Linked DNA regions of Homo sapiens: region 2 is linked to region 1. The links are chromatin contacts, found by Hi-C or POLR2A ChIA-PET in ENCODE. All regions are on one chromosome and are shown on one strand. The core of a region is the stretch at or near the end of the contact, and the rest is flanking DNA. Distances in the headings are between cores, read along the strand shown. Region 1 overlaps THADA (THADA armadillo repeat containing). Region 2 overlaps THADA (THADA armadillo repeat containing).

The links. A loop is a pair of places that touch in the nucleus more often than their neighbours do. ChIA-PET counts read pairs that join two places held with the same protein, here RNA polymerase II (POLR2A). Pooled maps may share reads with other maps.
Region 2: a loop to region 1 is called in a pooled map, with 2.8 times the contacts of the local background. The contact joins two enhancer-like sites. A Hi-C loop is called at or near these places in 1 of 168 maps with a recorded cell type or tissue (HepG2), 3 of 37 single-sample maps with no recorded cell type and 5 of 50 pooled maps. POLR2A ChIA-PET finds 5 or more read pairs at or near these places in 7 of 52 experiments (B cell, HEK293T, HepG2 and 4 more).

What each region holds. Positions count from the first base shown.
Region 1 is chr2:43,436,364-43,442,528 of GRCh38, reverse strand. The region is part of intron 26 of THADA (THADA armadillo repeat containing); the gene reads left to right. Among named protein-coding and RNA genes, the nearest start is that of THADA, 160 kb to the left of the region's middle. Within about 2 kb of position 3,073, at least 3 of the 41 ENCODE cell types and tissues checked have a DNase peak (open chromatin) inside an H3K27ac peak, as active enhancers do.
Region 2 is chr2:43,385,574-43,391,738 of GRCh38, reverse strand. The region is part of intron 29 of THADA (THADA armadillo repeat containing); the gene reads left to right. Among named protein-coding and RNA genes, the nearest start is that of LINC01126, 160 kb to the right of the region's middle. RefSeq lists silencers at 297-396, 437-486. Within about 2 kb of position 3,763, at least 3 of the 41 ENCODE cell types and tissues checked have a DNase peak (open chromatin) inside an H3K27ac peak, as active enhancers do.

The DNA.
Region 1 (6,165 bases), core at 1,824-4,323:
CTTGCATGCTGTCTTCTCTCCTTTTTAATCCAGTCTTACTAATTTTTCAAGGCTCATTTTGGTTTCCATTTTCTTTTTTCTGTCTTTGCAACTCCGAGTCTCCCTCTGTCGCTCACCCAGGCTGGAGTGCAGTGGTGTGATCTTGGCTCACTGCAACCTCCGCCTCCTGGGTTCAAGCGATTCTCTTGCCTCAGCTTCTGGAGTAGCTGGGATTACAGGCACGCACCACCACGCCCAGCTAAATTTTATATTTTTAGTAGAGACAGGGTTTCACCATGTTGGCCAGAGTGGTCTCAAACTCCTGACGTCAAGGGATCCGCCCACCTCGGCCTCCCAAAGTGCTGGGATTACAGGTTTGAGCTACTGCAGCCGGACTTGGTTTCCAATTTCCCCACAAAACTATCCATAATGATGTCCCCGACCCAAATGATATATTTTCCAACTCCAAACTCTTATTGTAAATATCATTCACTTGACTATTAAAATGGTTTGCCTTATGCTATTAGTTATATTGTATGTGAATACCTGTCTTCTTAACCAGGTTTTAAGCTCCAAGAGCACTGACTCTCTTTTACTCTTAGTATCTCCCATAGGATTGCGCCCAACATGAAGCATGTAGGTACTTTAAAAAAATATTTGCTACTTTTGTGAAAAAAATACGATCACATTACAGTTTTGATTAAGTAGCAAGTGAGAGAGAAGACTCACCTATTCTAGGATTCAGAGCAGGGAGATTCAAATATGACCTAAAATGGTCCTATGATCTTGGCCTTTTAAAGTAAGGCTAGATTACAGACCTTACATGGGCAGTCCAAAACCTATGAAATTCTTTTATATGGAGACACTATTATAAATGGTGATTCTTCTCTCAGTACAACCATGAAAACTAATATGGTCATGGTTAGTTGAAGGCTGGTGTTGATATCAGCCTAATTTCTGGATTCAAGATGCTGTAGAGTCTACAGTAGACCTTTTAGTGTAGTTGAGAATCAGAAGTGAGTGAAGTTTGGATAAGCCCCTTAAATAATTCTGGTTCTCCTACCCTCTACCTATTGAGAGTCTGTTTTATAATACACAAGAATTGTTAATGTTGCATATCCTTCAGACATACTATGTAAATATTTAACCAAGTCTTTACTAGCTTTTGGCTAATGCAGAGTTGAGATGATGCTCCCTGGCGAGTACATGGAGCTCAGCTCTTTTGTGTTTGTAGTAAATTAGAACTCTGGCCTTTTAGCTGAACTAAACCAGAAATAGGGTTGACATTTCTGTGTTGAGGAACCTAAGAATGTTAGAAGGACACTTCCTGTATGCTCAGAGTGCTTGAACAAGGTTGAAATTTTCTGTAGAAAATAATTTTGATATTTTTAAACCCTGACAAATGCATAGTTGATACTTCAAAGTCCGCACCATCAGGCATGGCCACAATAATTTTAACAGTATACTTTTGAAAAGATGTAGTCAAAAACCTACTTTGCTCTTAAAAACAAAACAATTACTTAAAACGTTCACTGAAGTTTAATTTTCAGTAAGTACCTTCTTTATATAGCTTCCAAGATAAACTAGTTGGTAAATATTTGCTAAGGTAACTGCATGACATAGCTTGCTGTTTGGGACAATTAGCTTAATTCAATTAAAAGAATGACTTTAATCCTAGAATAGTAGCTCCACTGCCCTTTTCTCAGAGTGGTATTATGGTCAGCAGAGCCAGTTATCTATTAGGCAGTTTCTAGATCATAGTGATAGAATCATACGGTGTGCATAAGTGAGATTACGTGTGTTTCTTACTCAACCAAGAAATAGCAGACCACTTATTTCTCTGGAAATTAATAACTGATTCCTCAAGAAGACATATCCATTGCCTTTCTGTTTGTATAATGAGAGATTCTGAATGAGCAAATATACTCAGGGATCCCAATACTAAACTCAAAGATTTACCTTTAAGTGACTTCTCTTCACAGAATCAAAAGCCAAGGAAAGGACATTAACAGTGGAAATTGATGTTCTTGACCAGTTTTGCTCTGAGGTGGTCAAGAATATAACAATGGCCTGTAGTGGAATGATTTTGCTTTCTCCCTGTGTAAAACAGTGATCCTGTAAAACCCAAGTTTGTAATTTATTAACAAGGAAATGTACATATAATCATTTGTAGCTGCAAGAGACTAGCAATAACCAAAAGGCTTGTCATTAGGGATTAAGTAAATTACAGTCAATCATGCAATAGATTACTCTGTAGCCATTAAATGGAAGAAAATAGATCAGTGTGCCTGACATGGAATAATTTTGCAGATTAGGTGAAAAAAAACTCAAGGTGCAGAAAAGTGTATATAATGTGATTATTTGTAAGGAAAAAAACTACAAACTAAAAGTATATACCTGTATGCACTGAATTTTTTAAAATAGGAAAGCTGAAATGCTATTACACAGTTCTATATGAGGAAAGGCACTGTGGGGAGTCTAGTGTGTATTTTTTAACATTTGCATTTTTACTTTTTCCATTAAAATATCTAATAAATAAAAAAGGAAATGAACATATTTTGGATAAAATGTTCAATAAATATTTAATGGGTCTGTAATTTGGAAAGGAGTAAGGATTTCTTTTTTTAAAAGACTTTCGATTTTATGAAATAGGTAAAAGAATATGTATAAAGTATGTATAAGGTTTAAAGAATAACAATGCAATAAACACCTTGGATCTAACACCTAGTTTAAGAAATAGAACATTACAGTAGTCTTCCCTTATCTGTGGGGGATACTTTTCAAGACCCCCAGTGGATGCCTCGAACCATGGATACGCTGAACCGTATATACACTATATTTTTTCCTATGCACTCATAGCTGTGATGAAGTTTAGATATTAGGTGCAATTAGAGATTAACAACAATAACTAATAATAAAATAGAACAACTATAACAATATGCCAGCATCACACTCTTGTGCTTTGGGGCCATTATTAAGTAAAATAAAAGTTCCTTGAACACAAGCCCTGTGACACCAGGACAGTTGATCTGATAAGAGTTGGCTACTAAATGACTAATGGCTGGTGGCATATACAACATGGATAGCTGGATAGAGAGCTGATTCACATCCTGGGCAGAATGGAGTGGGACAGCATGAGATTTCATCACCCTACTCATAATTTATAAATTAGGCACAGTAAGAGATTAACAACAGTAACTAATAATGAAATAGAGCAATTATAACAATATACTATAATAAAAGTTAAACGAGTGTGATCTTTCTCTCTCTCTCTCCGTCTCTCTCAAGATCTCTCTATAGATCTAAATATCTAATGGCACTCAGTTTAAAACTTATGAATTGTTTAGTTCTGGAATTTTCCGTTTAATATTTTCGAACCATGTTTGACCAAGGGAAACTGAAACCAAGGATGAGGATATCTATGGTTTCGCTTTCTGTGATTTCGTTACTGGTCACCAGTGGTTCAAAAATATTAAGTGGAAAAACCAGAAAGAGACAGTTCATAAGTTTTAAATGCTACGTCATTCACTTCACTTTATCTTATCACATAGGCAATTTATCTCACATGATAAAATCTCACATCATCACAAGAAGTAGGATGAGTACAGTATAAGGTATATATATAGAGAGAGACCACATTCATTTAACTTTTATTACAATATATTGTTATAATTGTTCAAGTTTATTATTATTGTTGTTAATCTCTTACTTTGCCTAATTTATAAATTAAACTTTATCACAGCTACGTATGTACAGGAAAAAGCATAGTATATACACAGTTCAGTGCTATCCAGTTTCAGGCATCCACTAGGGGTATGGAAATGTATCCCCTCAGATAAGGGGGGGACTACTGTAATGTTCCACTTCTTTAGCTAGGTGGTAGATCCAAAGTGTTTATTGTATTATTCTTTAAAGCTCACATACGGGGACTACTATACTACAGTTTACTCATGTTTTGTTGATGAACAAGTGGCTGCTGTGCATATGCTTGTACAAGCCTTCTGATGCCCGTTTTCAAGAGTTTATCTAGGCCATTTACCTTGGAGTAGCATTCTTGAGTCACTAGGTAAACACATCTCTGACTTTCAAGAAAATCCTAAATTATTTTTCAGAACTGTAGTAATTTTCATTTCCATGAACAGTATTCTGAAAGATTCAATACGTGGTATTATCAGACTTATTAGTCTTTGCCAATTTGAGGGTATAAAATAGTCTCTTGGCATAGTTTGGGTTTTTTTTTTTTTTTTTTTGAGATGGAGTCGCTCTGTCTCCCAGGCTGGAATGCAGTGGCACGATCTCGGCTCACTGCAAGCTCCGCCTCCTGGGTTCACGCCATTCTCCTGCCTCAGCCTCCCGAGTAGCTGGGACTACAGGCGCCCGCCACCTTGCCCGGCTAATTTTTTTTAATTTTTAGTAGAGACGGGGTTTCACTGTGTTAGCCAGCATGGTCTCGATCTCCTGACCTCGTGATCTGCCCATCTCTGCCTCCCAAAGTGCTGGGATTACAGGCGTGAGCCACCGCGCCTGGCCATCCCTTGGTATAGTTGAGCATCCTTTCTACTGTTTCTTGACCACTTATGTTTATTTTCTGTGAATTTCATTTTGATAGGTGTGTCCATTTTTATATTATTTGTCCTTTATTCAGTGATCACTTGAGTTCTTTGTATATTCTGGATACTGATTATGTAATTCTTAGATATATATATACAAATGTTCTCCCCATTTGTGGCCTGTATTTTTATTTTTAATTTAAAAACTTTATTATCCAGAGGGAGACACTATATCTTCCAATGCTGTTCATTATATAAACATCCTTGAATAGAGTCCGGAAAGTCCAGAACAAAAGGCAGTCAGTGCTTCACTTTGCAATAGTGGCACAGTGGCAGTAACTCATCTTGTCTCTCAACAGCATCTGTCTCCCATTTCTGGTGAAAATTCTAGTGAATTCTCCCATGAATACATCACACTGTTGGCTCCTTCGATTAATCTAAGTGATGAGTTGGCACCAAATCCATTCAGTTTGTCTCATACAACATTTAATTAAGGTTACTACCAGTAGGACACCAAGCAGCAGGATGAGCTCAGCTTTCAGTATTGACATCAACTATGCCACCCAGCATCTCAGATCCAATCACTTGTACAAATCCCAGAAACCAACAGGGTCTATGGTAGAAACTCAAAAGGCTGTCTTTTGAAGTTTTTGTATTGACCTTTCCATTTAGTCCAAGCCATTAAGCCAGGTACAGCAGAATGTATTAGTGATTATACAGACTTTATCTTATCTTATCTTAACCTGTAGATTGGAAGTCTAAGAAAATTTTTCATTTATATTGTTATGACTTGCCCTGTGAATTGAAGCAAACCTGAGTGGCTTTATGGGCTGAAGTGCTATCAGTGATTACCTCAGTTAAAATCAGCTGATAAATTTTGTACCATGTTTTTAATTGAATGACTCTTATAGCAGGAGTAACCAACCACAGGGTGTGCAAAAATAATGAGTTGCTTATATCTCTGGGAAGCTTCTGTGAATAACCAAGCATAACCCCATTTTGGAGAGATCTTCGTAGACATCTGAGAGCTATATGACCTACTGGTGGTATTTCCTTAAACATTTGAAATTTGCTTACAGCCACCCCTAAGGTGCAAATCACCGTGTTTGGTTGGGGGAAGAGTTAATGCCTGCTTTCACAAAAGAAATAGAGTCCCAAGGACACACTTAGTACTCCTGTAAAGAAAGCATTTGTTTACAGTTTGGGGAGATCCCTACGTCAGTTGAGGAGCATATGTTGATAGTGCCTCCATTGAACAATCAGCTGGTAAATCTTAAAGTTTCTAGTTTAGTCCAAAGAATGTATTCTAGTCCTTGGTTTTGGAAGGATTGCTTAAGTACAGTCATTCCAACCTATCCAGTTCTGCCCACACCAACAGCTGAGTGGCATTCAGCTGTCCCTTGAAATGATTGAGCTATGGCTACAGAAAAGGGAAGGACATTCAGAGATATTGACAGGTGCTTGGAGCCAAGGCCATAACATATAGTTTCTGATAGGCTTCTCAGTAAGGTTAAGGGGAAAGCAATCAAATTGTGCTTCAGGTCATCTGAGGGAGGCTCACAGACCCAGCAGTTGGTTAAATTTAATGTGCTCATGACAGTTTGGGGGAAGAGCAGAGCATTTTCCTTGGTGAGGA
Region 2 (6,165 bases), core at 2,514-5,013, 51 kb after region 1:
CTGGAGCCTCTAGGCAGTCACCTGCAGCTGGGAGCAGCATCGTTGGTTTTATCCCAGAGTGCCAAAGAAAGATTACTTTCTATGTGTGCCTTGATGTGAAAAGGATTGGGAAGCATTGGGCTCTTAAAAAAAAAACTAAAGAAAGGACTAAACCTTGTTAAATCTTACCTTTTGGCAATATATTCCTTTCTGGATATAAGCCCAAAAAAGTCATTTTTAATTAAAATGCTACTTTTGAAGATGAATTAATCCCTTCCTTATAAACATCCAAAAGCTTTTATTTGGTGTCTGTTACTTAGGGAGCTTTTGCTGGGTGTTGGAGACAGCTTTTAGCTGCCAGGTTCTGGAGCATTGACTGTACTGCACTGTGTGGTTGTTCCCCAAGCAATGTACTGCTGTTTTGAAGTGCTCAGAACTCAGAGTATCAGTCAGGGGCAAGTGAAACTTAGAGATTTGCCATTTGATGTGTCCTCAGGTGTTTGTAACTGTTCAGGATCAGAGTAGGGGAATTAATAGCAAAAAGAGGAAAAATATATATTTTTTTCAGTGAGAGATAGAGTGTGTGTGTATGTGATGTATGTGTGTGAGTGTGATGTACCAGTCACTGAGTTCCTACAGAGCCTCTTCTGGAGGATAGGTGTTATTCCCATCCTACTGGTGAGAAAACTGAAAACAAGAGGGGTTGTGCGATTTCACTAAAGTTATGCAAGATTAAATGGTAAAAAGCAAAACTGAGATTCAAGCCCAGGATCGTTTGAAGCTTTTGAGCTTGTGCAGTTAGCCACTGTAGTATACTGCTTCTCTGGATGAGGAAAAGGAATATTGTCAGGGGAGAAGGATTCTATCTGGGGCCTTCGGGTTGTGGGTAAAATGGGATTTGATGTCATCTATTTATTCATTCGACAACTGCTAATTGAACACCAGCTACGTGCCAGGCACTGTTCTGGGTGCTTGGACTATATCAGAGAACAGAAGAGACACATCCTTGCCCTCCAAGATTACTGCTCTCAGTGTACTTATATTCCAGCAGCAGGGAGACAGTAAGAAATGTTCAAGAAATAAACATTCAATAAAACATATCAGAACTTATTATAGTAAATATAATAGGTAAATTAGATAGTTTGTTAGAAGGTAATCGTTGCTGCGGACAAAGGAACAAGTAGAGTAGGCTAAGGGGAATCAGGAATAGATAGGAGAGGAGGGCAGTTGGCATGTCAGAATAGTCGTCATTGGAAACGTTTGAGCAAAATTCTATCACAAGACATGGGAAAACTTTCTTATTTTTTGAATAAAGGTAAAGGGTAGACATATTTTCTTCTGAAACTGTGCTGGCTGCAGACATTTGTAAGCAGGTATACCAACTGCATGTTTGAGACTATCTTTACCCATAGGAAAGTGCCAACAGAGTGGGCAGTAGTGGATAAACAAGGCCAGGAAGGATGCCATTACTTTAGAAACTTAAGAGCTCCCTAAAGCGAGGTGGTCATACTATAGATGCCAGGACTGCTGGGGACTCTGAAACCCTTTTCTTCTGGAATCACCGTGAATACCGTCAGTCTGTCATGGTTCTGATGAGCTTAGGCAAAGAGCAAAGTATCCATCATATTACTTCCTCTGCTTTCTGGTATGACCTTTACCTTAACCCTCTGGACCTGGGCCTTAGAGATGTAGAGTAAATGTGGAGAATGTTTATTCTTCTGCTTAGCAAATATTTATTGAGAAGTTAAGTACATACTATGTCAGGTACTGTGGAGGATACAAAGAAAATTTATAGCATATTCTCTGCTCTCAAGAAGCTTATGAGCTACCTGGAAAATAAACCATTGACACTGCAGACAATTACACAGAAATACGTGGCTACATGTTATGTGCACCAAGCATGTGGCCGAGATCACACATCTGAGAGGCAAGACCAGGATGGACTGGAGACATGAGAGAAGGCTTCAGGGGAACATTGGGCCTTGGGATAAACCTTGAAACTAGCTTTCTGTTTTTGAGGCAAGGGACATGGTATGAGCCCAGGCATGGAGGAGGGCATCAGAAAGTGTTTGCAGGAGGCAGTGAGTAAACCAGCCTGTTGTGTCAAGGAGAGAGGATGTGTGAATGGCAGGGTGGGTGCAGGTCAGCATGTGAGAGACCACAAATGCCGGGCCAAGCAGTTTGGGCTCTGTAGGCCTGTAGCCTTCAAAGTGGGGTTTGCAAGACAATAATATATGTGGAAGAATACGTTAGTGTGTTATTTCTTTTATCGCATCCTGTTTTATTATTATTATGGTTATTGTTAGAGACTAGGGTATCGCTATGGTGCATAGGCTGGCCTTGAGCTCCTAGGCTCAAGTGGTCCCCCTGCCTCAGCCTCCAGAGTAGATGGGACTACAGGTGTACCTGGCTTTTAGCTATTATTTTACATTTGATATGTAATGTACATAATGTATTAATAGAATAATATATAATTTCTAAGTTAATAAGTACACAAAAGCTGGGAGCATGTGCTCAGAAAGGTCCTTTCAGGTAGTAGGTAAGAGTGGACTCTGGAGCCAGCTTGTCTCCCTCTGGATCCTAGCTCTGCTGCTTACTAGCTGTGTTATTTTGGGTGAGTTACTTAATTTCTGTGCCTCCACTTCTTCTGTAAATGGGAAAATAAAATGACCTCATAGGGTGGCTGCGAAGATTAAATGAGTTAATATGCGGGAAGTGGGTAGCAAGGTCTCTGGTATATAGTAAATGCTCAGTAAATGTTAGTTGCTATTATTAATACTTGCTGCTACTGCCACCACCACTGCTACGGGCGGGGGGTGAGGGGGTTATGATTAAAAATGTAAGAATCACTGGTGTAGATGGTGAGTAAAAGACCTTGAGCTAAAGAAAAATGTGTTTAAAAAAATTAATGTTGTACATTGAAATAATACTGTAAAACATGAGGATTCCTATTGATGTGTGAGTGCATGAGACAAATAAGTCCATTTTCAGCAATTTTGACTTTATGTGTTATCATATTTCACAGAGAGGTTCCTCCGGTCAGTCACTGTGTTCTCTGCCTTCCTGTAGATCATGTTAAAGATTATAAGAGCTGAGATTAGCTCAAATTTTTAAGGGCAGAGTTCTTGCCTATCAGGTTGTTATTCCTTGCACCTGTTTTGTTTTGAATTACATCCTCTCCCTCAGATCCCACTGGAAACTTGAGGAATCAGTGTCTCACACTGTCTGAGACAAAGGACTCTTTTATCATGGGAAGGGAGAAATTTGAAGTTCATAAAGTGAAAGGAGATACAGGATCCTCCTAGATAGATTAATCTAGCACATTCCAAGTTTTTTTTTCATCTTGGAAGATATGCTTTCCATCCCCTGCGAGCCATTCCACTCTTACTGTCTGAGACTTCATATGACTGACGATAATTCTGAATATACTTTAAAAATTATGCAACACAACAAAACATCTCACCGTGGGTACACTGTCAGGCTTTTGTCATTTCCTAGAATCCCTGTAAAATATCTGATGGTATGTGGTCCCATAATGTGAAGGGATTTGTTTGGTGGTTCCCAACCAATAAAAATAGTATTATTTGTTGTTATTTGTTTTTAGTATATGCAAATGGAATAGGCCAAAAGTAAGACCTTTGTTTTTATTGGGATAGCATATTTGAGATTGCACGTTTATGTACTTGTGCTATAGCTCTTAGATATATTTATGGCACCCAACGTATTTGAGTTACTAAGGACACAGCTGACCATTTAAAAGCACTGTGGTTGAGTATAGCCAATTTGGCAGCCACCCCAGATGCCTGAAGTAAAATTGACACACAGGCTTAAAGGAAAGTTTAAATAAGTAATAAAACTCTTTTCCTATTTTAGACCATATTGTTGTTCATGACATTCTTGCATTTCTCTGTATTGCTACCCACTTCACCCTTTGCTTTTGTGGCAGGGCTTCTCAGCCTCGGCACTCTTGACATTCTTTGTTGTGGGTGTGTGCGTTGTGCAATGTGGTGTGTTTGGTAGCACCCCTCCTTCATTTGTGACAACAACAACCAAAAATGTCTCTAGACATTTCCCTATGTCCCCTAGGGAGGCAGGGGGCGGAGGCGGGGGCAAAATTGCCCCTAGTTGAGAACCTTTGTTCCATGGTACCTATGGATTTTCCCCATCATCCTGTGGGACAAGGTGTGATACAGCTCTTAAATACCAGCAACCACCAAAGAAACCATTCCTGACCCGGGCAGAAGTTGTGGCTCAGCATACTACAGTGAGCTGTGCATAGGCATTAATGAAAAGGTAGGGGGATACAAAACTCAGACTGGAGTCACTAAGGAGGCACTTTCCTTCCTCTCTTTCTGTCTTTCTACTGGAAAAGTGTTATGAACATATAAGCCAGCTCACTTTTAAAATCCTAGCTTCTTATAGCTTGCTTCATGTCCTTGTTCCAACCTGCCTCTCATCCACTTTCATAATGTATAGTTGAAACTGAATTCTGCCCTCCTCAGAGTCAGAGAGCATAACATTCTAGTTTCTGTTTACCTAAGGAAGCTTCGGAAAATGACACATAATTAAAATTTTCTCACTTCTTTACTTGAAACACTGATGAATTGCTAGGTACAGTTGCTGTCTGTTTCATTGATCCTCTCTTGGGTGGGGGACAAGAGGCTGTGTGAATGAATCTTCTCTAAAAACAGAGGTTCTACTGAAAACTTAACCCAGAACATAAAAATGTTTTCTTTGAGTTAAGCATAAAGCTTTGTCCATATTCCCAGATTCAGACCTCAGAAAGGAAACTCGTGGATAAATCTAACGGGTACTGAACATACATGACGGAGATAGTAATTATGCTTTTTTTTTTTTTTTTTGAGAGGAAATCTCACTCTGTAGCCCAGGCGAGAGTGCAGTGGCATGCTCTCGGCTCACTGCAACCTCTGCCTCCCGGGTTCAAGCAAATTCTCCTGCCTCAGCCTCCCGAGTAGCTGGAATTACAGGCACGCGCCACTGGCACCTGGCTAATTTTTTGTATGTTTTAGTAGAGATGGGGTTTCACCATGTTGGCCAGGCTGGTCTTGAACCCCCAACCTCAGGTAATCTACCCGTCTCAGCCTCCTAAAGTGCTAGGATTACAGGCGTGAGCCACTGTGCCCAGCCCGTAATTATGTTAATATTATTTTTTAAAGGACCTTAAATATTATACATGCCTCATATATGTAAATGTCTAGAAAGTCAGTAGTAAATCTGTCACTTGACTCTCAAAGTAGTATGATGCATACAAATAAGACCTTTAAAAGCATATCCTTATTATTGCTTTTAGAAATTGTCAAATAATTCTTATACATGTTTTTCTTTGTCTATTTGGGGAAAAAAAGGAAAACTACATCTATTATATTAAAATGAAGGCTCTCTGTTTTGGACAAAGGCATATGTTTGAAAAAAAAAACATAAGTTAAATCTTACTTGAATTTCTCTTGTTACTGTCAATAGCATGCATATTTTGTGCCTTTTCTACATCAAGTGAATGGGATTATTAATTGAGGTATGAATTTGTACTTGCAAATGTTCACCTTTTTGGCCAATTGTTGCCTTCCTGCTTCATCCTCCACTTTTTTTTTCCTTATTAATTAGTGGGTTGTGTGTTATAGTCTTGAACTGGTACCACTCTGAAGCAGTTGTTGAGGTATGTATGGGCATCAGATATCAGATGTTTTACTGATGGGCCCATGTTCATATGGAATAGGTATTTAGAATCTTGGTCATTTTCCTATTTGGGATGCCTTTTTAATCTTTATAAAGTAAAATTTCTGGTGAGGGGGACATTTTTCATTAGCTTCCTGAGAATCATATTTCTAAAAAGGTCTAAGATTATTTGTTTGGAGTTTTTTTTTTTTAATATCAAATGGATTTAAGAGGTTTTTTAAAAGTTGTGATTTCGAAGAGTTTACAAGTGCCAGCAAATTCTATCACCTTTGTTAATCTTCAAAGAGATCAGTATAATTAACATCTTACATGTGCTGTTTGACACTTTTTTCTTATTAACTTCTTAAGCCTTTAAAAAAATCTTTAGACAGATGAGTTTTACATGTAAATTTTAGTCCATTTATAGCAGATAGACTTTATGCTTGCCCCTTCTTCTTTTTTTTTTTTTTTTTTTTTTTTGAGACGGAGTCTCGCTCTGTTGCCCAGGCTGGA